Linked DNA regions of Homo sapiens: region 2 is linked to region 1. A link is an interaction called in ENCODE POLR2A ChIA-PET data of the cell type or tissue named here. Cell type or tissue: CD4-positive, alpha-beta T cell. All regions are shown on one strand. Each heading gives the region's core, and the rest is flanking DNA. Links, peaks and the distances in the headings are about the cores only.

Evidence for each region. Peaks named below come from ENCODE experiments on the same cell type or tissue, not always from the same donor. Only the 100,000 strongest peaks of a DNase experiment are listed, where the experiment ranks them.
Region 2: POLR2A ChIA-PET joins it to region 1 with 5 read pairs; 13 of 35 experiments call an interaction of 5 or more read pairs at or near these places.

Annotation. Positions count from the first base shown.
Region 1 is chr11:88,406,080-88,421,393 of GRCh38, reverse strand. The region is part of intron 2 of LOC101929174 (a long non-coding RNA gene); the gene reads right to left. It also overlaps the pseudogene GAPDHP70. Among named protein-coding and RNA genes, the nearest start is that of CTSC, 76 kb to the right of the region's middle. In CD4-positive, alpha-beta T cell, for the core only: no CTCF peak of the experiment used is centred there; DNase peaks (open chromatin) are centred at 6,263 and 6,673; H3K4me3 peaks cover 1,006 bases.
Region 2 is chr11:88,311,167-88,326,480 of GRCh38, reverse strand. It overlaps CTSC (cathepsin C), which reads left to right. Exons shown (of 7, transcript NM_001814.6): 3 at 13,927-14,093. Among named protein-coding and RNA genes, the nearest start is that of CTSC, 19 kb to the left of the region's middle. RefSeq lists a silencer at 13,393-13,593. In CD4-positive, alpha-beta T cell, for the core only: no CTCF peak of the experiment used is centred there; no DNase peak of the experiment used is centred there; H3K27ac peaks cover 513 bases.

The sequences.
Region 1 (15,314 bases), core at 5,653-8,152:
TCTCATTATGGAAAACTCACTTTTGTAGGGTTCCTCTAATTTTCTGCAAAAGCTTCAAATATTTGTTGTTTTAAGTCCTCCTTGTCCATAGAGTCTGACTATGAAAATGGAAAGAATCTTATTTTTAAGGTAGTCTAGCCCCTTAGACTAGTCCAGATTTGACTTCTCCAAGCAACATAATTCAGAGAGCTCTTCAAATAAATGATGCTATGATCCTATCTGGGCATCACCCCAGGAGGCAAGTGTCAGAGGTGCCTCAGACTTCTGGACGCAGGCTCTTTGCACTTACTGCAAAGCCTTACTGTCTCCAGAACACTTCCTTTCTGTTTTCCCTCTCCATCTTGTATTAGGATTCTCTTACCCGTACCGACATCCCATCTCCTTCATGTCTATCAAATCTTGCTAGCAGGAAGGCTGAGATCAATCACATATGGCTCAGTTTGAATTTGAATCCCTACACTCACTGTAACGAAGGAGAAGATTTGCTCTTGACTTGGAGAATTTTAGATTCTTCTTATTTATATGACCAAGAAGAGAAGTTTAAGGGAAGCCTCAAAATTATACCACAAAAACATTTGCTCACTTAGCCCAAACATAAGGCAGATATTGAATATGGTGAAACATGGGCTGGAAAGAGTTGCAAAATTCACTCCCCCCTATGCCCTGGGTCCCTCCTCAGCAGGGACAGCCAAGTTGTTTCCGGCTGACAGCAAACCAGTCCTGATATCCTGTTCTCATGACACACTCAGGCCCTTCACTGTTTCTGTTCATTCCTGACTATCTTTATACCAGTTGGAAATCCTGCTGCCGCAGAAACTAAAAATGACTCAAAAGCACTCCCTCTCTTTCTTCCAAAATTGTGTTTCTGCACAGCCTGTTCTGTGACCATCACATGACTCCACATTTGCTCATCTGTTCTTATCTGCCATCAAGTCCTGCAGGTCTTTCTCTGGAATCCTGTCCCCAACTCATTGCTCTTTCTCGTCTCTCCACAGCCTGGTTCTGAGACAGAGGGCAGCAATTTCTCATCCCAAATGCCTCGTCTGGGCTTGCAGAAGTTAGTCCAAAGACAGATTGTGAAATCTTCATTGTCAGTTCTTGGCCTTCCCATCCCCTTTGAGACTCTTCTTCCAGTGGGAAAATTACGCAGGCACGATATGTACGCATACAAGTATTCTTTTATGTGAGTTTTGGTGTTACTAATTTAGCCACACAGTATGACCTAAGCAGCATAGGAATTAAGCCTTAAATATTTCCTAATCATCTGTAAAATATTTTTCTCCATTCCCAATATATTGTCTTAGTTCAGGCCTTCATCATCTATTTTTTTTTTTTTACCTGAAACTGGTTTCCTGAGGAGTCTCCGTGCTTCTCACCTGCCTCTAACCTCTTCTTTCCCCATATGTCACACTACTACCACTGTAATCTACCAAAAATGCAAGTATGACTGTTAGTGAATCCCCTGATTAAATGTCTTAGCATCTGTAGGACAGAATTTAAGATGCCTAGCATGATATTCCCGATTTCCTCGGGAGTTGTCTCCTGCTCTACCCCAAGCTGCGCTTCAGGTGACAGGAACTATATACACATGATAGTGTTTCTTGTCCACTCCATGCTGAGCCTCTACTTCTCCTGGGTCCTCCTCCTAGAATGGCATTCTGTAGGTTCTTTCCTGCAAAATTTCTGTTCATCTCTACTCTGGCATCATTTAATTCTGAAAAAAAAATTTTTTTACATAGACCCATAATGTCCTACATGTAATTCCTTTATAGTATTTGCTATTTCATATTTTTATTAAAATGTTTTCAGTTATTTTTCTATTCATAAAGTGTATTTATAGCAGGCAATTTGAAAAATACAGAAAAATATGAAAAAAGACAAAGGAAATTATTCAGAGAGAAATGTACTAACATTTTGAGGTATATTTTCCAATGTTTGTTTCTATGTATATAGTCACACTTTTCTCTATCTTCTCTTTCACACAACACACCTATATAAACACAAATGTAGGTATGCAAAATCTTATATATTTTGTAACTACTTTTATATTTTACTTAAAAATATGAGTGTTGTTATAGCCTTAAGTGTTCAGAGTAAGCTCTTTGAAGAACAAGAAGTGTGTGTGCGTGTATGTGTGTGTGTAGATATGTGCGTGAGAGAATGTGTAAACAAATACATAAAAACATCCAGCTGAGTGAATAGTATATAATAGACTCTAAATAATTATTCATTGAACTAATTTATTAACAACAATGAAAGAGACATGGGAGAAAGAAAGAACATGAGATAAGCTGGAACACATGCAAGGTAAAGAGATGAAGAGAAGACAGCCCACCATTTGGAAAGCATTTATGACTTTTAAAGTTTTTATGTACTCTGTAGTTGATGCTCACAATAGCCTTCTATTTTCTTTTATTTTATTTTTAATAGAGACAGGGTATTACTGTGTTGCCGAGGCTGGTCTTGAGCTTCTGGGTTTAAGTAATTCTCCTGCCTTAGCATCCCAAACTGCTGGGATTACAGGCATAAGCCACCACGCCTAGCCACAATAGCTTTCTGAAGTAGCTATAGCAATTATTTGCAAATCAGGAAAGTGAAACTCAGAGAGGTTAAGTGACCTGCCCTAGGTTGTTCACTTTATAAGTGGCAGAACTAGTTTTTTGAATTCATAAACTATGTATTTACATTACTTTACACAGCTTCTGGGGGAAAAAGGGCAGCAACATGATCCCTACCAAGGTCTGGGAGCCTGAAGGGGTATTCACACTGCCTGGCATGGTGCCTGGCACAGAGTGCTAAAACAGTGATTGTTGAGCACAACTAAAAAGCAAACGAGAGAAAGAACAAACAGTAGACAATAGTGAGTATACAGGGTAAGGCACCGCAATCCACTTTTCTCCATCCTCACCATGCTTGTTTGATCTGAAAAAGCCTCCTAAATGATCTGCCTCCTGCCATTCAACACCCTTTTCATCTATCTTCCATAAACACAAATTGATCATGACAAATGATGTATTGGTTCCCTTTGCTCTTGGGAAAACATTCAGAATATTCTCCTAGCTTAAAAGGTTCTTCAGGAAGGAACACTTTTTTTCCATCTTGATTTCTCATTTTTCTTTCTCTTGTACATGCCACTCAGGCATATTCAACACCACTAAATCCCTGAAAGTGCTGAAACATTCTTTTCCCTGCTATTCCTGGATTACTGTTATTTTGATAATTTTTTTTTTTACTAGTTGTTATTAGTTTTCTATTGCTGTGTAACAAATTACTGTGCTGTAAAAATGTAGCACTTTTAAAAAGCACAAATTTATCTCACTATTTCTATAGGTTAGAAATCTGGCACAGTGTGGTTGGTTTATCTTTTCAGGGTCTCATTAGGCTAAAATCCAGGTAGTATCCAGGGCTGCAGCTCTCATCTGGGACGTATGGTCTTCTTCCACACTCACTGGGTATTGGCAGAATTCAGTGCCTCATGGTTGTGGGACTGTGGTCCCTATTTCCTTGCTGCATGGTCCTCTTTCTCTTCAAGCCAACAATGGTGCCTTGGTAATCCTTGTGCTTTGACTCTGATTTCTGCTTCTGCCTTCTGTTTTAAGGATTCATGTGATTACATTAGGCCCATCTGGATAATCAAAGATACTCTCACCATTTTAAGGTCAATTGCTTTGTAACATTACATCTACAAAATCTTTTTGCCATTTAATATAACCTATTCATGGATATAAACACCAGAGAGTGAAGTCCATGGGGAGCCAACATTCTGCCTATCACAATTATAGCATCAAATTTGGCTGAGGGGCCCTTCTTATAAGATTCATGCTCATTTATTTCTCTGCCTCCATTTCTAGAGTATAAGCTTCATGATGTCAGTGACTATGTCTACTGCACAAACCTGATGTGTTGCAGCTGGCTTGTCCTTGCTAAGAAGTGCTTATTATTAAATTTTCAGGAATTTTTCCATCTGTTTGTTAAACATAGCTATTATTTTAAAAAACAAATTATATTCTCAAAACATAATAAATGCTCTAATTCATTTCCTGTTTATTGTCATAGTGTTTACTACGATTTATTCTCTTGAAGTTATTTTCCCCGATTCAATCCTTATGGTGGAAATACTATCTATTGAGGGACTACCGCACATCTTTTCAACTTCCTGTTCAGTGCCATTATTCGGTTGGTGCAAAAGTAATTGCAGTTTTTGCCATTACAATACATTATGCTGGTAGCTTGAAATTGACAATAGTGGATGTATTGATACCAAATAAATCAGCAACACTAGTTGACATCTTTTTTTTTTTTCCAGGTGGAGTCTGGCTCTGTCTCCCAGGCTGGAGTGCAGTGGCGCGATCTGGGCTCACTGCAAACTCCGCGTCCCTGGTTCACGCCATTCTCCTGCCTCAGCCTCCCGAGTAGCTGGGACTACAGGCGCCCGCCACCACGCCCGGATAATTTTTTGTACTTTTAGTAGAAACGGAGTTTCACCATGTTAGCCAGGATGGTCTTGATCTCCTGACCTTGTGATCCGCCCACCTCGGCCTCCCAAAGTGCTGGGATTACAGGCGTGAGCCATCGCGCCCGGCCTAGTTGACATCTTGATGTATTGTTTATTTGATTGTTTAGACTTGAGAAAATGATAGTAAAAATGTTAACAGCACAGATTAAGCTTAAAGCAGGTCATGTCTATAGCCATTACACAAAAATTTAAAGAAATATTATTCTTCCGGTATCTAAAACCTATGATTCAGCAAAGAAGCAGCTCATGATATTGACAAACAAAGGAAGTTACAACTTACCACCTAATTTTACTTTAATCTTATTAATACAAAAGAATCAAGTAATATTCTTATATGAACTATATTCATTCATCAGATACAACCATAGCTTGGCTAAAAATACAATAGTTTAGCAAAAAATAAAATAAAAAATTTCTGTGGAAACAAAATGGCTATATTACATTTAAAATAAAGAGTAAATTGTACACTATACATTCTTTACATTAATGTTTTATATTAAAAAGTATACATTTATGTATGTGTGCATAAACATACATTTTTACACCATCATGAAACATTTACCAGCCCACCACTGAATGCATTGAATATACTCCTAGAGCTCATCACAATGCCTAGCACATATGGCGTGCTCAGTAAATGTTTGTTTAATGAATGAACGGATAGAAGCCATGGTCTACATGATTGACCAGAGAACACAGGCTGAGTGGAAAGGGAATAGAGGCCAGAAAAGAAGCAACAGTTTGGGGAAGTTGGGAGGATTCCAAGAACTAGAGGTCAGTTGAGAATTTCTATAAGATTCTACAGAAGTTATAAAGTAGGAGACCAAAAAATAATTAAAGGAGCTGTGACAAGACAAAGCATCTCAGGGGTTAGAGAAAGCTAGGGACTAACCATGTGCAAGGCCCTGCACTGTTAGTCCACTTTAAGTTAATCTTTTATATACTCACAAAACCTTCATTTATCCTCATTTTATAGGCAAAGAAACTAGGTAATTAAAGTTAATCAACTGGCCCAGACTCATTCAGCTAGTAGAGGGTAGAGGCCAGAGTGTTCTAAACCCAAAGCCTGCACTCTTGAGGGCTACACCAAATGGAAGTGGGAACAAGGCTGTGAGGAGTTGTAATTCAAGAGCTTACTACTCACAGTGTGTTCTGAGGAACAGAAGAGGGGATTTTTGTTAGAACGTTGATTCTCAAGCCCTACCCCAGATCTACTGAATCAAATCTGTGTTTTTTTTTTCTGTCTTTTACAAGATATACTGGAAATGCCTATGCACCTTGACACTTGAAAACCACTAGTTTAGGAGGCAATTGTATCAGCAGGTAACCACATTGCAGATGGTCATTAAAGTCAAAGAAATCAAGAAGTACTATCAGGTATATTGTAAGATTGAACTTGCCCAAGTAAAGTGAGGGTGCTCCTTCTAGCATGTGGCATATTAAAATCACCTAGAGACCTTCGTAAAATGCCAAGGCATTAGTAATTTTAAAGTGATTCCAATATATAACCAAGGTTGAGAACTTATCAGGAGCATCACATTAGTCATGCCGTTCCTCTCAGATGTGAACAGTAGCCCCTACTTATCAAAACAAACAACGAAGCAAATGTCCGTGGATCTGACTTGAGAGGCTGAAGCATCTCCTCCCCAGGATATAATTACTCTTCAGCCTCACAGTGGTTTTTCTAGCCTTGCTCTTTACACAATAGCCCTGCCTTCCAACCCCAGAAACAGACTGGCTTATAGGATTTCACATTTCATGTGCCTCTCACCTGGCACACCCTTTTTTCTCCTTGCCACCAGACCACATCCTTTCCTTCCTCCAGCCCACATTTATTTCTAGACCTAAAATGATTTCTTAATGTCAACCTTTTATTCTGCTTACATGGCATCATACCCCTCACCAGGATTAAACTGTACCAAAGATACCTGGAAACAAATTGTACAAAATAAACAGAATTTTATGGAGGCTACACAGTTCTATTTGTTCAAATCAAGTATTATCCTTTTTAAAAAAATGCCACTAAAGCTAGTTTCCTCTATCTGGATCCTCTGCTGTGCAGTAACAATACAAGGCCCACAAAAGAGGGCTGAGTTCCTTCCCACATGCACTGCTTTTTCTCCAGTAATAGACTGCATTTTGGATGACTGCCAGGCAACAATAGTTGACTCGTGCTGGCCAGCTCTCAACATAGGTCTCCGAAGAAGCTGGGGAACAGGGCAAATTGACGCTTCTAGTTTTCTCTCAATAATCCCTCCCCAGGGTTCAGGTTCACATGTGGACTTCTGTTACCAACCTTGTTTGATCTCTTTAAAGAGGTCCCTTGCCTCCATTTGGGTGACATGAAGTCTCCATAAGAACAGCAATAGGAATACTTAAGATCTTCTTGTCACATGATAAACAGACTGATTAGATCTTCTGGTTTAGTGACTTCCTCTTCACTCTCACCAGCTACTGAAAGTGTGGCCGGTCGCTTTGATTGGGGATATAACTGATTCTTTGAACTTTGCTCCATTCTTAACAGTATTCCAATACTGTAATTAGATAGTGGGCTGTATAGACTGAAAAATGGTTTTGCTAAGTGTAATGGGAATTGTTTCCAGGTTACCCTTTCATCATAAGAATTCACTAAGGCATGCAAACCAATTTCATTTATTTCTTCTTCTGTTTCTCAGAAAAGGGCCTTTTTTAGCAGGGTGGTGGTGGGGAGGATGGTGATAGCTTATAGAAATTCCAGAAAACAAGGGATGGAGATGAAAGATGTTTAAAACAAGCAAACCAAAACCGTCTCTAAGAAGGAAGTCAAACAAAATTCTTTTTGATATTTGAAAATCTTTAGTTTTGATTTACGCCCAGACTTGTACTCTGTTACTTAAAATTCCCTGTATTTAGGTTATAACTTCTAGGAGCATAGATACTCATCTTCATTCATTGATTCATGCATACATACATTTAATCATTAATTCATTCATTTATTCAGTAACATTTACTGGATATTTGATAGAAACAAAGGGTTCAGGATAAACAAAAATAAGACATGTTCCCCAACCTCAAGTAGCTCAGAATCTAAAGGAGCAGAAAATTTCTAAATTGTCCAAAACTTATACAGGTGCTAAAATGTAAATCTCTAGAAAATACAGTGGGAACCCAGCAAATACCATGATCGACTCTGTAGGGGCAGCAGTAGCAGGGTGGAACTTTTTTCTTAGTAAAGAAAGAAGAAAATTCCAGAAAAGAAAAAAAAAAGCTTCAGAACCAATTTTCTATAATCAAAATAGAGGTGCTCAGATTTTGTCTAGTGCTATATTTTATATGAAACTCATGTGTCAATTGGGGTAAGGCTTCCAATTAAGCTAAGGCTACTCAGAACCCCCAGGCCATAGTCGAAGCTTTTTCTAAGAGTTCTATGAATCTCTGGAGGATCTGGGTTTCTATTGTTACTTCTAGTTCTGAGCTCCTGCTCCCATAAATCAGTTCTATTTATGAATTATTTTATCTTCCTTGAATGTTGCCCCTGACTTACACCACTTTCACTCATATATGGACTTTCAGGTTTTTTCCTTGATCTTAAAAAATATCAACAATATCATGCAGGTATGGTGCTTGTAACTGTAACATCAGTGTAGAGAGCAAAGAACCGAATCCCTGTGTGAACCAATCCTCTATTTGAAACAATCCACAGCTTGTCTTTTGTCCACCCAGGCACACTGGTGTCATGGGCTCTTTCTTCATCTCAGTGGCTTCTCTCTTTCTCTTCCCTATGATCTTTTTTAAAGTGGACTTCCAGGATTGCTCCTAGCAATTCCAAGTGCTTTTCATGCCATGCTGAGTAATGCAGTTCTCACCAGCTCCAATCCCAAAAGTCAGCTCAAAGGACATTTTTGCTTATTCAAAATCCTCTGGTGTTTAAATAATCCTTGGATGGTACTTTTGTTCCCAGAAGAAATGCTTCTGCTATGAACAGACACTTCTCAAAAGAAGACAACCATGCGGCCAACAAACATATGAAAAAAAGCTCATCATCACTAGTCATTAGAAAAATGCAAATGAAAACCACAATGAGATGCCATCTCATGTCAATTAGAATGATGATTATTAAAAAGTCAGGAAACAACAGATGCTGGCAAGGATGTGGAGAAATAGGAACGCTTTTATACTGGTGATGGGAGTGTAAATTAGTTTAACCATTGTGGAAGACATTGTGATGATTCCTCAAAGATCTAGATACCATTTGACCCAGCAATCCCATTACTGGGTATATAACCAAAGGATTATAAATCATTCTATTATAAAGACACATGCACAGGTATGTTTATTGCAGTACTATTTACAATAGGAAAGACTTGGAACCAACCCAAATGCCCATCAATAATAGATTGGATAAAAAAAATTGGCACATATACACCATAGAATACTATGCAGCCATAAAAAAGAATGAGTTCATGTCCTTTGCAGGGACATAGAGGAAGCTGGAAGCCATCATTCTCAGCAAACTAACACAGGAACAGAAAATCAAACTCCACATGTTCTCACTCATAAATGCGAGTTGAACAATGAGAACACATGGGCACAGGGAGGGGAGCATCACACACTGGGGCCTGTTGGAGGGTGAGGGACAAGGGGAGGGAGAGCATTAGGACAAATACCTAATGCATGCGGGGCTGAAAACCTAGATGACTGGTTGATAGGTGGAGCAAACCACCATGGCATATGTACACCTACGTAAAAAACCTGCACATTCTACACATGTATCCCAGAACTTAAAGTAAAAAAAAAAAAAAAAAAAAAGAAAGAAAGGATGCTTCTAATACAATCTACTTTTCTTAAAAAGTGCTTATCAATTTCCTCCAAGCAACATTACAACCAATACTCTTCATATTTGAGGATGACGTTACTATTCATCAAAACCCACTTTTGGCCGGGTGCAGTGGCTCATGCCTGTAATCCCAGTACTTTGGGAGTCCGAGGCGGGTGGATCACAAGGTCAAGAGATCGAGACCATCCTGGCCAACATGGTGAAATCCCGTCTCTGCTAAAAATACAAAAATTAGCCGGGTGTGGTGGCGGGTGCCTGTAATCTCAGCTGCTTGGGAGGCTGAGGCAGGAGAATGGCATGAGCCCAGGAGGCGGAGGTTGCAGTGAGCCGAGATCATGCCACTGCACTCCAGCCTGGTGACAGAGCAAGACTCCGTCTAAAAAAAAGAAAAAGAAAGGAAAAGAAAAGAAAAAAAACACACTTTCTTTTCTTCCTGCTTTTGTTCTGGTATTCTTTGGAGATGGTTTGCAAGAAATCCACTTCCATTACTGTAGAGCTATGCCTCACTTTGAACTCTAAACACTGTTAGTCTGACCACAGTTTTGTTAAATCTGGATGTCTTAAGCCTCTAAAAACCCCAAACACCCCAGGAACAAGTATTACTCACCAATTATGGTATTAAAAATGAGCCACTGTCTCTGAGTTCACTTACTTGTTCTATAAACATTAATCATGCACCATGCATTAAGTTAAGCTTTGTTCTGCTCTAGAAGAGCTCAGAGTCTAACCAAATACAAGTTCCAAAAAAGCTTTAAGGAAAGGCAACATCTTTGGAATTCATTAATAGCCTCTCAAGGGGATGGCTTTAATGGGCAATCTTCTTTTGGAGCCTATTTCCCATTCATTAGTTAAAACATAGATCCTATGCTTTGCCATTGTGCCTCGTATATGTTCTATCTCCTGCGATATAATGGCTGTAATTTAGGAGCATCCCCTGAAAAGAAAAAACATTTGTGGAGATGTAAGTTATAAGACTCTTTTCCCCGTATTGTGACTTATAAATTCCTCTTTCATATACTCATACAGCCTAGAGCATTATATAGTATGTTATAATTATATTATAATTGTGCAATTACTTATCTGTCCCCTCTCCTAGAAGTGAGCCCCTGGGGCAGGTTATGATTTATCCAAATTCAGTTCCTAGTATAGTGTTTGAAATTGTCGGTGTACTCACAGAAGACCTGGGAAAGAAAAGGAAAAGGAAGGGAGGGAGAAAAGGAGAAGGTAAGGATGATGACTATCGTTAGTGTGAGTCAGAGTATTCTGCACAATTTCTTCTATTTGGCACCTGGGAGGCTCCCCGTTCAAAGGTGTGGTCAGTCTTCCACAGAATTAGCAGATGGCTCAGCACAAGGACCTCAACTATCAGCTAAATCAGGATGAATATTTTGTAAAAACTGGGATTAAATGCCTTTTGTTAGACGGGCAAATGACACTGAAGTCTCGTTAATATTTTATGTTAAATTCTATGACCTGATACTCCATAAATATCATAGCTGCTAGAAATAATACTGAGATTCTAACCTTAGGTTTTGCTTTGTTTTTAATTTAAAATGTTATCAATTTGTCATATCATAGTGCTGAATTTTGTGCCCGCAAAATTCAGATGTTGAAACCCTAACCCCAGTACCTCAGAATGTAACTGTATTTGGAGATAGGAAGTTTGAAGAGGTGATTAAAGTAAAATGCTGTCAGGGTGGGCCATAATCCAATCTGACTGGCATTCTTACAAGAATTGGAAATTTAGACAAATGAAGAGAAGCCAGGTGTGTGTGCATACAGAGGAAACACCAAGGGAGTGGTCAATGAGAAGGCAGCTATCTGCATGCCAAGAAAACAAGCCTCAGAAGAAATTAAACCTGCTGACACGTTAGTCTTGGGCTTCTCGTCCTTAGAACTATGAAAACAAGGCCAGGCATGGTGGCTCGTGCCTGTAATCCCAGCATTTTGAGAAGCTGAGGCAGGTGGATCACCTGAGCTCAGGAGTTCGAGACCAGCCTGGACAACATGGTGAAACCTTATCTTTACTAAAAACACAAATTTTAGCCCAGCGTGGTGGCAGGCACCTGTAATCACAGCTACTTGGGAGGCTGAGGCAGGAGAATTGCTTGAACCCAGCAAGTGGAGGTTGCAGTGAGCTGAGATCACGCTACTACACTCCAGCCTGGGCAACAAGAGCGAAACTTTGTCTCAAAAAAACAAAAAAACAAACAAAAACATGAAAACAATTCATTTCTGTTGTCTTAGCCACCAGCCTGTGCTATTTGGTTATGACAGCCCTAAAAAAACTAATACACTTAGCATTGTTCTCAAGCTATAGTCATTGAGACTAATCCTGGCTCTTCCACTAGCCAGCACTTACTTTTTAAAAATTTAACTTAAAAACTTGAATGAATATCCATCATGGATGACACTACTAAAAAACAAACAAACAAACAAAAAACCACAAAAATGAATAAATAAATGAATGGCATGAGTTATGAAGTACAAAGATCTAAAAAAAGTTGCAAGTTAAAATTGAGAAGAAGTCTACCGTATGGTCCTGGATAAATCTCTTATCTTAGGAGGATCTGAGTTGTCTCATTTCTAAAATAAGGCTGTTGGAAAAATAACTTATTTTATCCCTTAAAATTTAGGAGCTTGGAATTTACTGTTAAGCACAACACTGATAATGTTGGTGATGATGATGATGATGATGATGGTAAAAGGTAAAGAAATTAAAGCCAGAATTTTATCAGAAAGTATAGAAAGAAAGTAGAAAGTATAGGTTTTCTGCTCCTCCCATTTGACAGAAAGCCTCATCTTCTCGTGCATCACCAGCCTCATCCCTGAGACACCATGGTGAAGGTGAAGGTGGAAGTCAACGGATTTGGCCATACTGGGCGCCTGGTCACCAGGGCTGCTTTTAACTCTGGTAAAGTAGATATTGTCACCATCAATGACCCCTTCATTGACCTCAACTACCCCTTCATTGACCTCAACTACATGATCTACATGTTCCAGTATGATTCCATGGCAAATTCCATGGCACCATCAAGGCTGAGAATGGGAAGCTTGTCATCAAGGGAAATCCCATCACCATCTTCCAGGAGTGAGATCCCTCCAAAATCAAATGGGGTGACACTGGGGCTGAGTACATGGTGAAGTCCACCAGCATCTTCACCACCATGGAAAAGGCTGGGGCTTACTTGCAGGGAGAAGCCAAAAGGATCATAATCTCTGCTCCCTCTGCTGACGCCCCCATGTTCATGATGGGCATAAACCGTGAGAAGTATGACAACAGCCTCGAGATCATCAGCAATGCCTCCTGCACCACCAACTGCTTAGCACCTCTGGCCAAGGTCATCCATGACAATTTTGGTATCATGGAAGGACTCATGACCACAGTCCATGCCATCGCTGCAACCCAGAAGACTGTGGATAGCCCCTCTGGGAAACTGTGGTGTGATGGATGCAGGGCTCTCCAGAACATCATCCCTGCCTCTACTGGTGCTGCCAAGGCTGTGGACAAGCCAAGGTGCTGCCAAGGCTGTGTCATCCCTGAGCTGAACAGGAAGCTCACTGGCAAAGCCTTCTGTCGTCCCCACCACCAACGTGTCGGTAGTGGACCTGACCTGCCATCTGGAAAAACCTGCCAAATATGATGACATCAAGAAGTGGTGTAGCAGGCATCAGAAGGCCCCTTCAAGGGCATCCTGGGCTACACTGAGCACTTGGTAGTCTCCTCCAACTTCAACAGTGACACCCACTCTTCCGCCTTTGATGCTGGGGCTGGCATTGCCCTCAACAACCACTTTATCAAGCTCATTTCCTGGCATGACAATGAATTGGCTACAGCAATAGGGTGGTAGACCTCATGGCACACATGGCCTCCAAGGAGTAAGACCCCTGGACTGCCAACCCGAGCGAGAGCATGAGAGGAAGAGAGAGGCCTTCACTGCTGGGGAGTCCTTGCTGCACTCAGTTCCCCACCACACTGAGAATCTCCCCTCCTCACAGTTTCCATGCAGACCCCCTGAAGAGGGAGATGCCTAGGGAGCCCCTCCTTGTCACGAACCATCAATAAAGTCCCCTGTGCTCAGCCAAAATAAAAAAAAAGAAAGTAAAAAGTATAAGAAGACCTTAGAATCAACAGATGGCACATGTTTGCCTTGACTTAAAGATATGATTAGAAACCAATATTGTTAGTCTGAGGAGAGAAAAGTTGCAAATCTATAATGCAATTGTATTTTATCACAATAGGCTAGGTTGTACTACATTTAAAAACAACGTCCAAATCTCAGCATCCAAAAAATAATTGATTTATTTCTCTTTTTCATTGTAAATTTCAGGTCAGCACAGCTCATACTAGTAACGCAGGCACCCACTCTGATAAGGGTTTAATCTTCAACAATTACTTTGGCAGAGAAAGAGATGGGAGCAAATTAATCATGGCTCTTAAAATTTCTGCTCAGTAGCAGCCATATGCCAATTTCATTCAGATTTCATGAAGAAAAGTGAAGCACATGAGTATGCCTAACATCAAAGTGAGTGGGAGTCCAATTTTTTCTGTGTGATGGAAAGGACAGGAATGAAATATTTGGCAATAGACTGGTGATGATTGACAGCCAAACTGGTGAAGGATGCTCACAAAATTGGATTGTGTTTATGGGTGAACATAATTTGGAAATTTTAATCTATTACACCTAGGAAACTCTGCTTGAAGCTTAAAAGAGTTAATTTAACCACAAGAACGAGGAGACGGAGAAGGAGGAGGAGACTTATCTCTTATATTAAGAAATAAATTCATGAAGTTCTTTACCTCAAGAGTTGCTACAGACTAAAAAAAGCTTCAGAAAAAGTCTAAATTAGTACATGAAATTGTCTCCAAGTCAACTGAGAATTAAAAATTTTAAGATATCTCAACATTCCTAGTTGCTGAATCACTCAGTTGGTTTTTTATTTGTTGCTTTGGTTGGTTGGTTAGTTGGTTGGTTGGTTAGTTTTGTAAACAAGTAAGCTTGGTATTAACACAATGTGCTAATTTAGTGGTGACAACATTACTGGGTATCCATAAAACAAATATAGTGTGTCTTGAAATTTGAATTTTCTGTCAGCCCATGTTTTACCTATTCTATCTGTGAAAGAAGACAGTCCACTTTGTAGCCTAAAATACATTGGGGGTAAAAAATCCAGGGAAGCCACCCTCATCATTGTTTAGTATATAAATTGCTCTGAATGCCTATTAAGTGCAGTCTCTCTGCTAGACACTTTTCATACACTATCAAGTGTGCTCTTCTCCTCAACCTAGAGATGTAAAGTGCAGTGATCCTGAACTGTTCTCAAAGGCTTGTAGGGTCACGATTCACAGACATGTGACATGAAACCATCCTCTCTCTCCTGGAAAAAATTAAGTTTGATCAAGTCACTTGTGGCTCTAATCTCGAATATAGTATCAAAGCCTTTCCCAGTGATTACTTAGGTAACAAAGAAAGTTAAAAAAGCATAAGGTCATATTGCCCTTTTGAATTACTGATCAAATCATGTCCATGAACTATGAACTTGGGCAGACTTCTTTTAGTTTCCAGTCTTCATCCTTAAAGAGGGAGGTGATCTTTTTAATAAGTCTTTCAAAAAAATTTTAAAATCTCAAGCAAAAGAAGGCCCAAAAAACATAAATAGGAAATATATATATGTATACACACACACACAGACACACACACACGCACACACACATTTATCTTGAAATCCCAAACTTAAACCATTTTTCTTACAAAAAGAAAAAAAAATAATTAATTTGTGTGACAAAGGAAAAAGAGTCTCTTCTGATCATTGTTGAAGAATCCTGGAAGAAGTGTTATTGGTTCAATGTTACAGATGAAGAAAGGGAGGTCAAGTCATCAACACAAAATCCAAAACTGATCTCTATTCACTTTCACTTTCTGAATCCTCATCTCCCTTTTTACTTCTTTCTATCCAGCTCAAACGCCTGCCTTTTCCTGC
Region 2 (15,314 bases), core at 1-2,500, 89 kb after region 1:
TTGTTGGCTTGTAACCCTAGTTTTTATTGTCTTGTAGTTATTAAATAGAGCATCTGTTGAGGGACTCTTTTAAAACCACAGCCATGAACAGACGTTGGGGCTAAGAGACAGAGCAGCCTGCGACAGTGTGGACCTACCTGTAGCAGCTAGCAAAGGCCTCTAGCAGCTACAGTCCCTTCTGGAGTCTTTATTTGCATGCAAAATGCAAAGGAGTCCTGGTGACCTACCTCCAAGGCAGCTGCCCTCCTGAACACTCCCTTGGAAAACAGTAAACATCATTTTGGAATGTGAACAACCAGAGACTACACAGGAGAAAGGAAAAAAAAATTCTGAAGATGCAAAATCTTGGGTGGCTTCACCGTTCAGTTTTTTAATAAAAGGAACAATATACAACACGTTGTTCTTTTTCTCTTTTGAAATCCCTTCTATTACAGTGATTTTTTTCTAAGATTGTCAGGATTTGAAGTGTATGTTTTGTTTTATTCACAGCGTAAATTTTATTCACAGTTTAACTGTCTGCCTGAGTGTCTTTCCTTTCTCTAATTACCTTGAGGAACCCAAGAGCCTGTTGTAAGGAGAAAATAAGGCCCTTGGATCTCTTGAGATTCACAGATATAAGTTATTGAAGGGAAGATGGTCCTATGGAGGACATATTTAAAGAAGGGAAAAAAGAGGCTTTCTCAGATATGTCAGACTGCTATAGTATACTTCTACAGATTATAGACCTCCAGTACCTCTGGCCAGAAAGATGGTATCGTAAACACCCTATTTTTTTTCTTTTCTTTTTTCATTAGGTACAAGCTTTGTGCTAAGAAGTTGACATACTATAAGCTACAAAAGTTCTGTAAAGTAGATATAACTAGTTTCATTTTATAGATAGAGAAAATTAATCTCTTACAGTGCTAAGCTCACAGAGTTTCTAACTGTAAAATGCTAGAACTTGTCTTTCAAGCCTAAAGACTTCCTTGGGGCTAAATAGTGAAAAAAGCCATTTCACAAATAAGTAAATGGTATTTAGAGGCATATTTGGATTTCCTGGTAAATTCCAGTCTGTGAGCATCATGAATATTAGTTTAATGTTGCATGGGCTCATGTTGAAGTTTTAAGAGAAGAACTGCCTTGAAGCTTAGGTTTCCTTAGCTATTAGGCTACTGACTTTCTTGCCTAAACCAGGGTTTTTTCATTGAAGACCAAAACTTACCTTCTCCTTCAGTTTGTAGTTTGGAAATTGGTAGAAGAGCTTTGTAAACTTCAAATTAAGTACAAACTAAGTGTCATAGTCAAATTTACTAATCTTAATTACAGTATTGTTCAACTGATTGCTATCTTCTAGCTCTTTCCTGCCGAATAATGGTCTTGTTTCCTGCTCTGTTGGTTTAGAGCTGACTTCTTTCAGCTTTGGTAAGCCTGAAATTATGGGGTTATGTTTAATTCATATTGTCTGGGTGGACTTTCCTCTCTTGCATTTCTGCTTGAATAGAAGAATTTTTCTCTAGAGAGTAGTTTGTCATCCTTACTCTGTTGATTCAGATGACTCTTTGTATGATCTGAGAGGTATACTGTTCTGCTATTCTGAGAAGAAGTATTTCAGAAAGATGAATTAAGAGTACAGTGGACTGCTCCCACCTGGAAACTTTTATCTATCTCACCTCTGGACCTGATAAATTCTTTATCACTCAGGACCTTGATGACGCTGCTCTCTGAAACCCTCCCCAGCTCTCTCTATTACCGTGAGAAACATCAGAACTTTGGTTCCCATTGCATATCGCAGGTACCTCTGCTTTCATGCCATGCTGTAATGGAGTGATTGGGTAGCATGTTTTCATCTCTTTCCAGATTGAAAATCTGTATTTCTCCCTGTATATCTTCAACACCTAATGCACATAGAACTTTGTAGGTACCTGGAAAATGCACCACAGTTTTCTTTTCTTTTTGCAGACTTTTCACAAGTATTACCAACTTACAAAGAATTAATTTTGTAGGATTCTAGAAAGACAAATCAGGAATGGTGCCATATACATCTTTTTTGATTCCCTGCTCTAAAGAATATTATCAGGTTACCTTCCTGCAGAGTTTTAAAAGAATTGCATATTTCAAGCTGACTTTCAGGATGTAAATATAACCAAAGCAACTGATATGTAAAAAATATATTCAATGGCATTCCTAGATTTTCTTCTAGGGTGTTTTATTGTTTTGGGTTTTACATTTAAGTCTTTAATCCATCTTGAGTTAATTTTTGTATAGGTATAAGAAAGGGGTCCAGTTTTAATTTTCTGCGTATGGCTAGCCAGTTCTCCCAGCACCATTTATTAAATAGGGAATCCTTTCCCTATTGTTTGTTTTTGTACGGTTTGTCAAAGATTAGATGGTTGTAGATGTGTGGTCTTATTTCTGAGATCTTCATTCTCTTCCACTGGTCTATGTGTCTGTTTTTGTACCATGCTTTTTTGGTTACTGTAGCCTTGTAGTATAGTATGAAAGATAGCATGATGCCTCCAGGTTTGTTCTTTTTGCTTAGGATTGTCTTGGCTATACGAGCTTTTTTTTGGTTCTATATGAATTTTAAAATAGTTTCTTCTAATTGTGTGAAGAATGTTAATGGTAGTTTAATGGGAATAGCATTGAATCTGTGAATTGCTTTGGGCAGTATGGCCATTTTCATGATATTGATTCTTCCTATCCATGAGCATGTAACGTTTTTCCCTTCGTTTGTGTCCTCTCTCATTTCCTTGAGTAGTGGTTTGTAGTTCTCCTTGAAGAGATCCTTCACTTCTTCTGTATTCCTAGATATTTTATTCTCTCTGTAGCTATTGGGAATGGGAGTTCATTCATGATTTTGCTCTCTGCTTGCCTTTTGTTGGTGTATAGGGATCCTGGTGACTTCTGCACATTGATTTTGTATCCTGAGACTTTACCGAAGTTGCTTATCAGCTTAAGAAGCTTTTGGGCTGAGATGATGGGGTTTTCTAGATATAGGATCATGTTATCTTCAAACAAAGACAATTTGACTTCCTCTCTTCCTATTTGAGTACGCTTTATTTCTTTCTCTTGCCTGATTGCCCTGGCCAGAACTCCCAATACTATATTGAATAAGAATGGTGAGAGAGGGCATCCTTGTCTTGTGCCAGTTTTCACGGGGAATGCTTCCAGCTTTTGCCCATTCAGTATGATATTATCTGTGGGTTTCTCATAAAAAGCTCTTATTATTTGAGATACGTTCCTTCAATACCTAGTTTATTGAGAGTTTTTAACATGAAGCGATGTTGAATTGTATCGAAGGCCTTTTCTGTGTCTATTGAGATAATCATGTGGTTTTTGTCTTTAGTTCTGTTTATGTGATGAATGACGTTTATTGATTTGCATATGTTGAACCGGCCTTGCATCCTGGGGATGAAGCCAACTTGACTGTGGTAGATAAGCTTTTGGATGTGCTGCTGGATTTGGTTTATCAGTATTTCATTGAGATTTTTTGCGTCGAAGTTCATCAGGGATATTGGACTGAAGTTTTCTTTTTGTTGTCGTATCTCTGCCAGGTTTTGGTATCAGGATGATGCTGGCCTCATAAAATGAGTTAGGGAGGAGTCCCTCCTTTTCAATTGTTTGGAATAGTTTCAGAAGAAAGGGTATCAGCTCCTCTTTGTACCTCTGGTAGAATTCAACTGTAAATCCATCTGGTCCTGGACTTTTTTTCATTAGTAGGCTATTTATTACTGCCTCACTTTCATAACTTGTTATTGATCTATTCAGGGATCCAACTTCTTCCTGATTCAGTCTTGGGAGTGTGTATGCATCCAGGAATTTATCCATTTCTTCTAGATTTTCTAGTTTCTTTGCATAGAGGTGTTTGTAGTATTTGCTGTTGGTTGTTTGTACTTCTGTGAGATCAGTGGTGGTATCCTGTTTATCATTTTTTATTGTGTCTGTTTGATTCTTCTCTTATTTTTGACAAAGCTGACAAAAAGAAGCAATAGGGAAAGGACTCTCTATTCAATTAATCCTACTGTATATCTGGCTAGCCATATGCAGAAAATTGAAACTGTTCCTGTTTCTTAATCCATATACGAAAATCAACTTACGATGGATTAAAGACTTAAATGTAAAACCCAAAATTATAAAACCCTGGAATAGAATATAGGCAATATCATTCTGGACATAGGAATGGGCAAAGATTTTATGAGAAAGACACCAAAAGCAATTACAACAAAAGCAAAAATTGGCAAATGAGATCTAATTAAACTAAAGAGCTCTGCACAGCAAAAGAAACTACTGTCAGAGTGAACAGGCAACCAACAGAATGGGAGAAAATTTTTTCAATCTATCCATATGACAAAGGTCTAACATCCAGAATCTACAAGGAACTTAACAAATTTACAAGAAAAAAGGAGCCCCATTAAAAAGTTGGCAAAGAACATGAACAGACACTTCCCAGAAGATATTCATGTGGCCAATAAACATGAAGAAAAGCTCAACATCACTGACCATTAGAGACGTGCATATCAAAATCACAATGAGATACCATCTCATGTCACAATGGTGATTATTAAAAAGTCAAACAACATGCTAGTGAGGTTGTAGAGAAATAAGAACGCTTTTACACTGTTGGTGGGAATGTCAACTAATTCAACCACTGTGGAAGACAGTGTGGTGATTCCTCAAGGATTTAGAACCAGAAATATCATTACTGCATATAGACCCAAAGGAATAGAAATCATTCTATTACAAAGATACATGCACATGTATGTTTATTACAGCACTATTCACAATAGCAAAGACATGGAATCAACCCAAATGCTCATCAGTGATAGACTGGAAAAAGAGAATGTGGAACATAAACACCATGGAATACTATGCAGCAATAAAAAGGAATGAGATCCTGTCCTTTTCAGGGACATGGATGGAGTTGGAAGCTGTTATCCTCAGCAAACTAATGCAGGAACAGAAAACCAACCACCACATGTTCTCACTTATAAGTGGGAGCTGAACAATAGAACACATGGGCACAGGGAGGGGAATAACACACACTGGGGCCAGTCAGGGGGTGGGGGGTCAAGCTGAGGGAGAGCATTAGAAAAAATAGCTAATGCATTCTGGGCTTAACCCATTTATGCCTAGTGTTCCATTTCTGGAATGCTAAGCATGTGGAAGTTCTTTATATCCTGCTCAAGGTCATTGCCAAGGTCTGATTTTTCACATTCAACAAATTGCAACCTCTGGCATAAATGGGTTAATACCTAGGTGATGAGTTGATAGGTGCAGGAAACCACCATGGCACATGTTTATCTATGTAAGAAACCTGCACATCCTACACATGTACCCTGGAACTTAAAAAATTTAAAATATATATGTATATATATTTAATATGGAATTTTAAAAATTACTAATGAGTTCTTTTATCTGAGTAATTTTGCATCAACATGCTTTTATTATGGAAGAGAAGATTCAGTGAGTACAAAATTGCAGATACATGTGTCAGAAGATCCCTGAATATAATAAGGCTTAGTATTCTGTGTCATAATTGCCTGTTTGTATTCCTCTCTGGTCTTTAAACTTCATTAGGGCAAGGATCAACTCCATCTTACTAACCATTTGATTCCCTATGTATTACACGATATATGACCAATAATAAGCCTTCAATAAATACTTGTAAAATAAAGAATGTTATGTAATATATCATGTGGTATTGTTTTATTGATGTGTTCTTTGAAGTGTTACCTTTGTGTCCTTAGAGGCTATGGTGGGCCCTCAGGCCATATATGTTGGATGATTTAGTGGAAAAGAGATTAGACTTTTATATTTTATTCTATTTATTTATTTATGTTTTAATCTTGTGTAAGCCTATAGAGGCCAAGATAGGGCTCAGAGTTAAAAACAGTGATGTTCTAACTTTCAAAACTACTAAAAACAAAATTAGCTATCAAGGGAAATCCTGAGTGTTCTGACTGCAGGGGTTCCCCAAAGCCTGGAGGACCGAAGCTTTGAAATGCTGCATGGTGTGCCTCACCTCTGTTGAGTATAGTGAGGAACATGAGCTGAGGAGTGGATTAGATGAACTCTTAAGATTTTTTTCCAACTTTACGGTTTGAGTTTATGAGTAAGTAAGTGAGGAATGAGCCCAGGGACTTTGACTACTTTGCTGTGCAGTAAATTGCTGTTTTCTTAGCTAATTCTGGAGTGTGTATTTTGGTTTTAATGTAATGTCCTTTCAGCACTGGAAATAAACAGATTTATGACCCTCCATTTTCACATGTAAACTTCCAGTTCCTTCAGTAAAATGCTGGAAGTTGCTTGGCTGTAACCACTGTAACTATTTCCTGGCAGTTTTGCATTTTATTACAATTCGACTTTTTAAATGCATGGTTCAGTCCAGTTAATAGGCAGAAAACTATAGCTATTCCTTGGAACTGACATAGGGAAGTTGGTTTCTTTCTGAGGAAAGATGTGACACTCTGATGGATTTGGCAAAATACCAATTCAGTAAAATTTGCCTGGTTCCTTTCTGACAGCAAATGGAGGTAATTGTACGTATATAGATTTCTACAGTAAACAAAGGGCAAAAATGGAAACATTTTTTGTTTTTTAATGTTGCTGGAATATAATATTTCCATATTTGGTTAATCATCAAATCATTCAACTCCATGCAAAGTACTCTTTTCAAAATTACAAATCATCTTGATGGATTAGACTTGGATGTCTAAATTTTTTATTATGTATTCTAAATTATCTATAGGTACATTTTGAAAATTATATATACATGTATCACTGTACTACATTTGTTATAAAATGTGAAATATTAAGCGATTAAATACTTTATTAATGTCATAAAATTGTGCCCTACCCAAAATATATTTTAAGAAGATATCATTTGAAAATAATGTAAAATATTCTTCATTATTATGATTTTGTTGCCAAAAGTAATGTTAGAGTCCCTGTTACTGATAATTTTCATGACTGTAAATTTTCAACATTTGGAAACAAAATTTTCTGATGTGTTTTAAAATCTTAAAGAATTTCAGTAGATTTTGACACATTTTTGTTAAAAGTATGAAAGTGTCACAGCTTTAGAAGGATTTAGAATAATTATCAATTGGTATTAGGGATGACAATTTTAATAGACAAATTTTAACTGAAACATTTGCTTTATTGATGTCTAGGACTAAAAAAAATATTATAGTGATGGAACCATTTCAAAACATCTGTTTTTAAAAACTTCTGTCAACATGTTTGACAGAAGTCAGAATAGGGTAATTATAAAAAAACTGCCATTTTCTTATGTTTGCATCATTAGTATTTGCAAATCCTTGTTTCTTTGCAAGTATATTTTAAACTACTTGTTCATTTTATGAGTGTTAGCCTGATTAATTCAGATAAGATGCTCAAGTCAGTTTAAGCAGGCAGATGTGAAAAAGGGAATATGCTGTGCCTTAACTATCTTATAGGGACTTACTAGCACACTGTACATAACAGATGAACATCTGATATTAGATCTGATGGGCACACCAATGTTGTTTCATATATTAAATAATAGTGGAAGTTTTCAATTTAATTAGTTTATTTATTTATTTATTTATTTTTGAGCCGGTGTTTCCCTCTTTTTGCCAAGGCTGGGGTGCAATGGCACATGGTTGCAGCTCACTGCAATCTCCACCTCCCAGGTTCAAAGGATTCTTCTGCCTCATCCTCCCAAGTAGCTGGGATTACAGGCGTGTGCCACTATGCCAGGCTAATTTTTGTATTATTAGTAGAGACAAGGTTTCACCATGTTGGTGAGGCTGCTCTCAAAATCCCGACTTCAGGTGATCCACCCGCCTCAGCCTCCTAAAGTGTTGGGATTACAGGCATGAGCCACTGCGCCTGGCCAATTGTATTTTTATGTTAGAAATATATATGGGAGTTACAATACTTTGTTTCCAATGTTCCGCTGGAAACCACTGGTTGAAAGGATAGGTCCCAGTGTCAGCTGCCCAGTTGGCAGTTTTGGATAGAATATAAGTTCTATGAAGGCATGGATGAAGTATCCTTCATGGTAATGATGGTAATGTTAGTATAGTCACTTGTTTAATGTTGTATAACTTTTTAACTCTTCCAACTTCAATTTCATCTATATCTTTCATAGCAGTCCAGTAAAGTAGTATCAATTATAGATATCATTCCTACTTTCAGATAAAGTAACTGAGGCTCACTAGTTTTGACTTGCTCAAGGTTACGTAAATGATAAGTGACAGACTGGATTTAAAGGGCGGAGTCCACTTTACTAAACTGCCTCTGTCTTCTAGCCAAGTTTGTTATGTAAAGTAAGTATTCAGACATTGGCTAAGTATATTATTAATCAAGAAAACAGTAGAACAGGTTTAAGGAATTTTTTTTTCCCTCTCCTCAGTGTCAAAAAGCAGTCAAGTAAAAGATCCAAGATAAATAACTTCAGTTCCCAAAAATAACTTCAATTCCAAAATTTCCCTATGACTAGGTATATCTAATTGGATAGCTGATAAAATGAGTGGGAAATTGAAGAAGGGATATTTTGAGAATGTGTGGCAACTTAATGGTAATATTGAAGAAGCAAATGGATAGTTATTGAATCATAATAGTTTTTTAAACTTAAATACTAGGGCTTGATCTTCATATTTTAGGAAATTATCTATTTGTTGCAGTAGAAATTAGCATAAATGAATGGAAACTTAAATTATCTCATCTGTGCAAGGCAGTCTTCAGAGACTGATGTTTATATAAGTGAAAACTCAGAAAAATTTTTTGGCTGCATTTCAAGCTGGATAGCGGGGTCAAAACTTCAACTTCTTAATTGGTGATACAACGTCAGAAATCACAAAAGAAGTATTTCACAGGAAAAAATGACATACCCCGAAAACATTCAAATCAAGAAAATCACAGGGGTACAGTGGATGGTCCCCCTTAAGGTACTGCGTACTTGGCTTCCCCGCTGGTAAATGCCTCTCTTTTACTAAGTTGTTGTCGTGCAGAGTGGCATTGCAGCTCTGTACTTTTACAGAATAATTTCAGGTTCTAAAATTGATACATTATTTCAGATTGTAAGAATAGTATAAAATAAAATTTTAAAAGGGAAAATAATTCCATCAATTTAATGGAATGTGTAGGGTTTAAGTTATAACAACAAAAACAAAGTTGTAGTTTTTTAGGATTACTCATATAAATAGTGTGTCTATTAAGAATTACTGGCTTTATGAATATTAAATAAGAAGGCTGGCCGTGGTGGATCATGCCTGTAATCCCAGCACTTTGGGAGGCCGAGGCAGACGGATCACCTGAGGTCAGGAGTTCAAGACCAGCCTGGCCAACATGGCGAAACCCTGTCTCTACTAAAAATACAAAAATTAGCCGGGCGTGGTGACGCATGCCTGTAATCCCAGCTACTCAGGCGGCTGAGGCAGGAGAATTGCTTGAACCCGGAAGACGGAGGTTGCAGTGAGCTGAGATCGCGCCACTGCACTCCAGCCTGGGTGACAGAACAAGACTCCATCTTGAAAAAAAAAAAAAATTAAGACAACCACAGATATAAGGATTTGCAATTAGAAAGCTTGAAGGGAAATTTTTGGAACTTCTAGGTCAACCTAAAATTACAAATAGGGAAGCAGCTTTGGAGAGGAACATTTGCACTTCTGAAGTAATACTGTGATTTGGACTGTCAGACATTGTGATATATTGGCATCACCACACCTCTGTTAATTATAAACTTACCTATTCTCAGTGCCTTGTTAACTGTTGAAATAGGACTTGACATTTGTTGTTCTTCCTCTTCTGTTATTCATTTATTCACTCATTTAGTAGTTAATTACTTCCTAGTGCCAGATAGTTTTCTAGGTACTGAATAAACAAAAATCCTATTGTCATAGTTATGTTTTTGTGGAAAGAACAACCTGATAGACTATCGTGAAAAATAAATGAGTTAGTATACATAAAACACAGCCCATGAGATATAGTCTGTAATTATCATCCCTGCTTCATTTATTTATTTATTTATTTATTTATTTAGAGAATGGATCTGATTCTGTCATCCAGGCCGGAGTTCAGTGGCTGGATCATTGCTCACTGTAACCTCAAAACACCTGGCCTCAAGTGATTCCCCCAACCTCGGCGTTCCAAAGTGCTGGGATTAAAGGCATGAGCCACTGTACCTGGCCATTGCTCCTGTTTTAAAGATGAGGAAACTGAAAGTACAGAGAGGAACGTGACTTGCTCAGGATCACACAGCCAATCAGTGGCAGAGCAGTCTAGGCAGTCTAGGCCTGAAGGCATTATTCTTTCTTTCTGTTCTGCGTCAAAAACCCTAGGCAGGCATGGTAAAAAGACTGAAAGAGCCAAGGCAACATAGGTACCTGAAGAATGGGAGAACACCTATGAGGACTGCTAGAAATTTTAGGCAGCCCTTTAAAGGCCTTGGGCAACAATTTGAACGTGACTCATGAGTCAGTTAATTCTCTGCACCTTTTTTTTTTTAGAGAATACAATGGATAAAGCAATGACCTTTGTAACATGTAAACCTGTATTTGAATCCTTTCCTCTCCATTTAATTTTGCAGAGTCACCTTTTCTTCATTAGAAAGAAATTTTATCCCAAAGAGATTATCGTGAGGCTCAAATAATATAGGTGGAAGCCCTTTGGGTTTAAAAAAAAGCCTTTTCTGTCATTTCTGGGTATCTCCCGTCAGTGATTTTAGTAATTGTTTACCTCTCTGGCTCTTCGTGAGAAGACAAATTGTAGGAAGAAGTGGAGGATGGCATTGGGTAGGATGCTTAGTTCTAGTTCCACCACTTCCTTAGGTCTTTTTTTTGTCCCCCAAGACTATATCATTTCTGTGTTCTCTTGAACCTGTAAGATTTATGAGTAATCTGTACAATATTTATAAAGTATGAAATCTCTGCCATTGTGGCACAAAAGTAGCCATAGACAATGTATAAATGAATGGGCATGCTGTTCTCCAGTAAAACTATATTTATAGAAATAGGCAGTCTTCTCCAATTTTAGTTTGCTCACCCCTTTCCTATAGAACTCAGGTTTATCATATACAATGTTACACATTATTCCTTTGAATAAATTGTTTACCTAATACTTTTTAAATTTGGGCATTTTCTAGGACATTCTATTGTTTTTATTTTTAACTTGTGTTATACTGCAGTGAATGTCTTCCTGTGTGTAGCATTTTGTTTGTGTATGTGTGTCAATATCTATAAAGTAGCTCTTAAGAACTCTGGAAACATTGTCAGACTGCTTCCTCAAACAGCAGAGGTGGGAGGGAGCATCGGCCTAACCCTACCTGGCCTGCCTTACCAGCATGCAACCAAGGAGAAGAGAATAGGATCAAGAGCCAGTGCCAGAGAGAAGTACATAATACAACTTTATGGAGTTTAGGTTGCATCCTATAAAGTTACCATGTTACACTGTTTCGATCTACCAAAGTAGAAGTTTTACATAGTTTAGTATGAAGTTAATTTTATTAACCTTTTCACACAACACACCCTCTCATATTGCTGCCCAACAATGTCCTGGGTCTTTGTTTCCATGGTCATCATATTGAGTAGGGTTTTAGCAGGGACTTGAGTAGTTGGGAACTGAACTCATGCTAGTGAAGCCATTCTTCACTAGAAGCAGACATATGGGATCCAGAATATCATGAACAACCAGCTGGGTACAGTGGCTCACACCTGTAATCCCAGCACTTTGGGAGGCTGAAGGAAGCAGATCACCTCAGGTCAGGAGTTTGAGACCAGCCTGGCCAACATGGTGAAACCCTATCTCTACTAAAAATACAAAAATTAGCCAGGCCTGGTAGCACATGCCTGTAGTCGCAGCTACTTGGGAGGCTGAGGCAGGAGAATCGCTTGAACCTGGGAGGCGGAGGTTGCAGTGAGCCGACATCTCGCCAGTGTACTCCAGCCTGGGCAACAGAGTGAGACTCTGTCTGAAAAAAAGAGAATATCATGAATATCACCAAAGATAAAAGCAAGATGCGGATATGAGTAGCCCAGAGTAACTTTTCCTGTGCTATATAACACAGTGAGTGGTGATTCCCACAATTCAAGTCCAGTTTTTCTGGATTCTAAAGCCATACATTTTTAACTCTCCCCCTAAATATGATTTGAATTCAGAGAGTCAGATGCAATAAGGTAATTTTAACTTTAAGTGTAGTTTAGCCCACACATTTCTCTAAACTGGGGGTTGGCAAACTACAAACCTCTTTTTGTAAGTAAAGTTTTATTGGAACACAGCCTAGCTCATTCATTTATGTATTCCCTTTGCACCTTTTAGGTTGAGTAGTTGTGACTGAGGTCTTCCAGCCTTCAAGCCTAAAATATTTACTATCTAGTCCTTCAAAAAGAAGTTTGCCAACCTCTGCAAACAAGTGAAATAATGTGTATTAGAGTAGAGCAGGAGTCCACAAACTACAACCTCTGGAGCCAAAACCACCCTACTGTCTGTTTTTGTAAACAGAAATTTTATAGAAACATAGTTGACCCCTGTGCCAATTTGTTTGAGTCTTGCTTTTGATGGCTTTTGTGCTACAAGGGCAGAGTTGAACAGTTGCAAGAGAACTAAGTGGCCTGCAAAGCCTAGTGGTCTTTGCTGTCTGGCCATTATAGGAAGTGTTTACCAAACCCTGCATTTGATCATGGAATCCCAGAATGTTTATACCTTTGAGGATTTTTTTTTCTACTTTCCATATTTTACAGGCAACAGAACTAAAGCCTCGTAAAATCTTGCCCAAGGTTCTACAAATAGTCTTTTCTATTAAATTAAGTCAGAGCCTGAAATTGTCTGTGCCCAAGTCTCTCCTCAGAAATTTAGCACAGCATTTTCCCTTTCTGTCTCCCACATGCTACACAGTCATCCTGGATCATGTGCCCCGCCTCCATGAGGAGATGTTCTAACATGAGGGTGACTAGGCTCTGGAGCCAGAGCATCTTAGTTCAAATCCTGGATCTGTTAAAAATAATAGTTATTTTTCAGTTCTAACACTGAAATAAGACAAAAGGCCATATTACTGAAATAAAGTGTAAAGAATATATTTAATACTCAGGTTACTTTAGCCCCCTCATGATCAGAATATGCTAATAAATTGAGAGATTGACAGAAAAAAAGGATTCTGTTTCACTGTGGCTCACACCTGTAATCCCATCACTTTGGGAGGCCGAGGTGGGTGGATCACTTGTCTGGAGTTCAAGACCAGCCTGGCCAACATGGCAAAACCCCGTCTCTACTAAACAATACAAAAATTAGCCAGGCGTGGTGGTAAGCACCTTTAATCCCAGCTACTCGGGAGGTTGAGGCAAGAGAATCGCTTGAACCTGGGAGGTGCAAGTTGCAGTGAGCCAAGATCACACCACTGCACTCCAGCCTGGGCAACACAGCAAGACTCCATCCCTGGAAAAAAAAAGTTCATCATTTGTTCTTGTAGTTTCCTAGTGTGGCCCTTGTCTCAGTGGAAAATTGTAGTGTGATAGACTGAGGAGAATTCTGTTTCTGCCACTTCGCCTGTTGCCTTGGTAGGAGCTCCTTATCTCTGAGCTGAGCTCCTTTTGTCCTTGGTAAAATGTGGTTATTATCATCTGCATCCTCATAGTCTTCTTGTAAGGACTGTGAAGTCACTTTTGAAAAATGCCTTGAATATGCCAGATGGTCTGTTTTCTTTCTTTTTTGTTTTGTTTTGTTTTGTTTTCCCTTGGCCTTCATTCCTGGAAGTGTTTTGTTATATACATTTTGTTTGGTGGCCAACAGTGCTAACCACAGAAAAGTTTGTATGTCTTCTTTTTCTAGAATAATTCTTACAGTGTAACCTCTCAGGGTGAAGTTTTTGTTTTGAAAGGGGCACATTTACTGTGAATGAGAGCCATGGAAATGGACCTGAAATTTGAAGACAGATTTTACTTGGTTTTCTTTTCTCTTATTTGTTTGCAGTATAAAGAAGAGGGCAGCAAGGTGACCACTTACTGCAACGAGACAATGACTGGGTGGGTGCATGATGTGTTGGGCCGGAACTGGGCTTGTTTCACCGGAAAGAAGGTGGGAACTGCCTCTGAGAATGTGTATGTCAACATAGCACACCTTAAGAATTCTCAGGAAAAGTGAGTTGCTACAAATGAGACATACGTTTAGTTTTGTTTTATAGTATATATGAATATGTGTGTACATTTTTGGAATTTTAGTTTGATTATACAAAATATCTTTGGCTTAGAAATATTAGGCATGCTATGTAAAACCTTACTGGAAAAATAAATTGACCAACATTATTGAGAGTATTTTTTCAAAGTGTTCCAAAAGTAATGGACCAATGATTACTTTAAATGAAATCATGTAATGGACCACAGAATTGCAAATTACTAATAAAGAAAAGCCATTTTGCTTATTGCCATGTAATAACATGTTGCATGATACAAGTAGATACGTATGTTTATGCTGCAACAAGTATAGGTGATACTAATTGGGCAACTTTTAAACAAGACCATAAATAACTGAAATCAAAGTTCTTAGTATTTATGCAGCCTGTTGGTTTGCGAGGGCTGCCATAACAAAGTACCACAGACTGGGTGGCTTAAGGAAGGTTGTTTTTTCACAGTTTTGGAGGCTAGAAGTCCAAGATTGAGGTGTTGTCAGGTTTGGTTTCTTCCAAGGCCACACTCCTTGGCTTGCAGATGTCTGCTTGCTTACTGGGCTCCTAAACAGTCTTTTCTGATTGTCCTAATGTCCTCTTCTTATAAGGGCATCAGTCATATTGGATTGGGGCCCACCCATATGACCTAATTTTACCTTAATGACCTCTTTAAAGCTCTGTCTCCAAATACAGTCATATGGCTGTGATACAGGGGGTTAGAATTTCAACGTATGAATTTTGAGGGGGACACAATTCAGACTATAAACTGCAGTTAATGTTTACTGTTAAATTAAATCTATAACTGACTAAACCACACAAACAGGAGATTTCAAATTAGACTTTATTAGTTTTGGAAGGAAGAGATGAAATGTTGTTACTTTTTCTGTTTTATGTAGTTGTAAAAGCCACTAAAAATGTACATGTACAAATCATCCCAAGCCAGGCAACATTAGTAATGAATGACTGCAGCACAGAGGTAAGAGAGATGATTTAAAGGAGGATGAATTGTCTGCAAAGGTGCTGGGCAAGATCTAGACTAATTCATCCCCTTCATTTTAAGTTTAGGTTTTAAATAGCTTTGTTTGGCTTGATCCTAGAGCTACACATTTACTTTTAACTTGTTTACTTTGTACCCTATCATTTAGGATATGCTATGTACTATTGTACTCTATTTGATATTTCAAACATTCTCTCA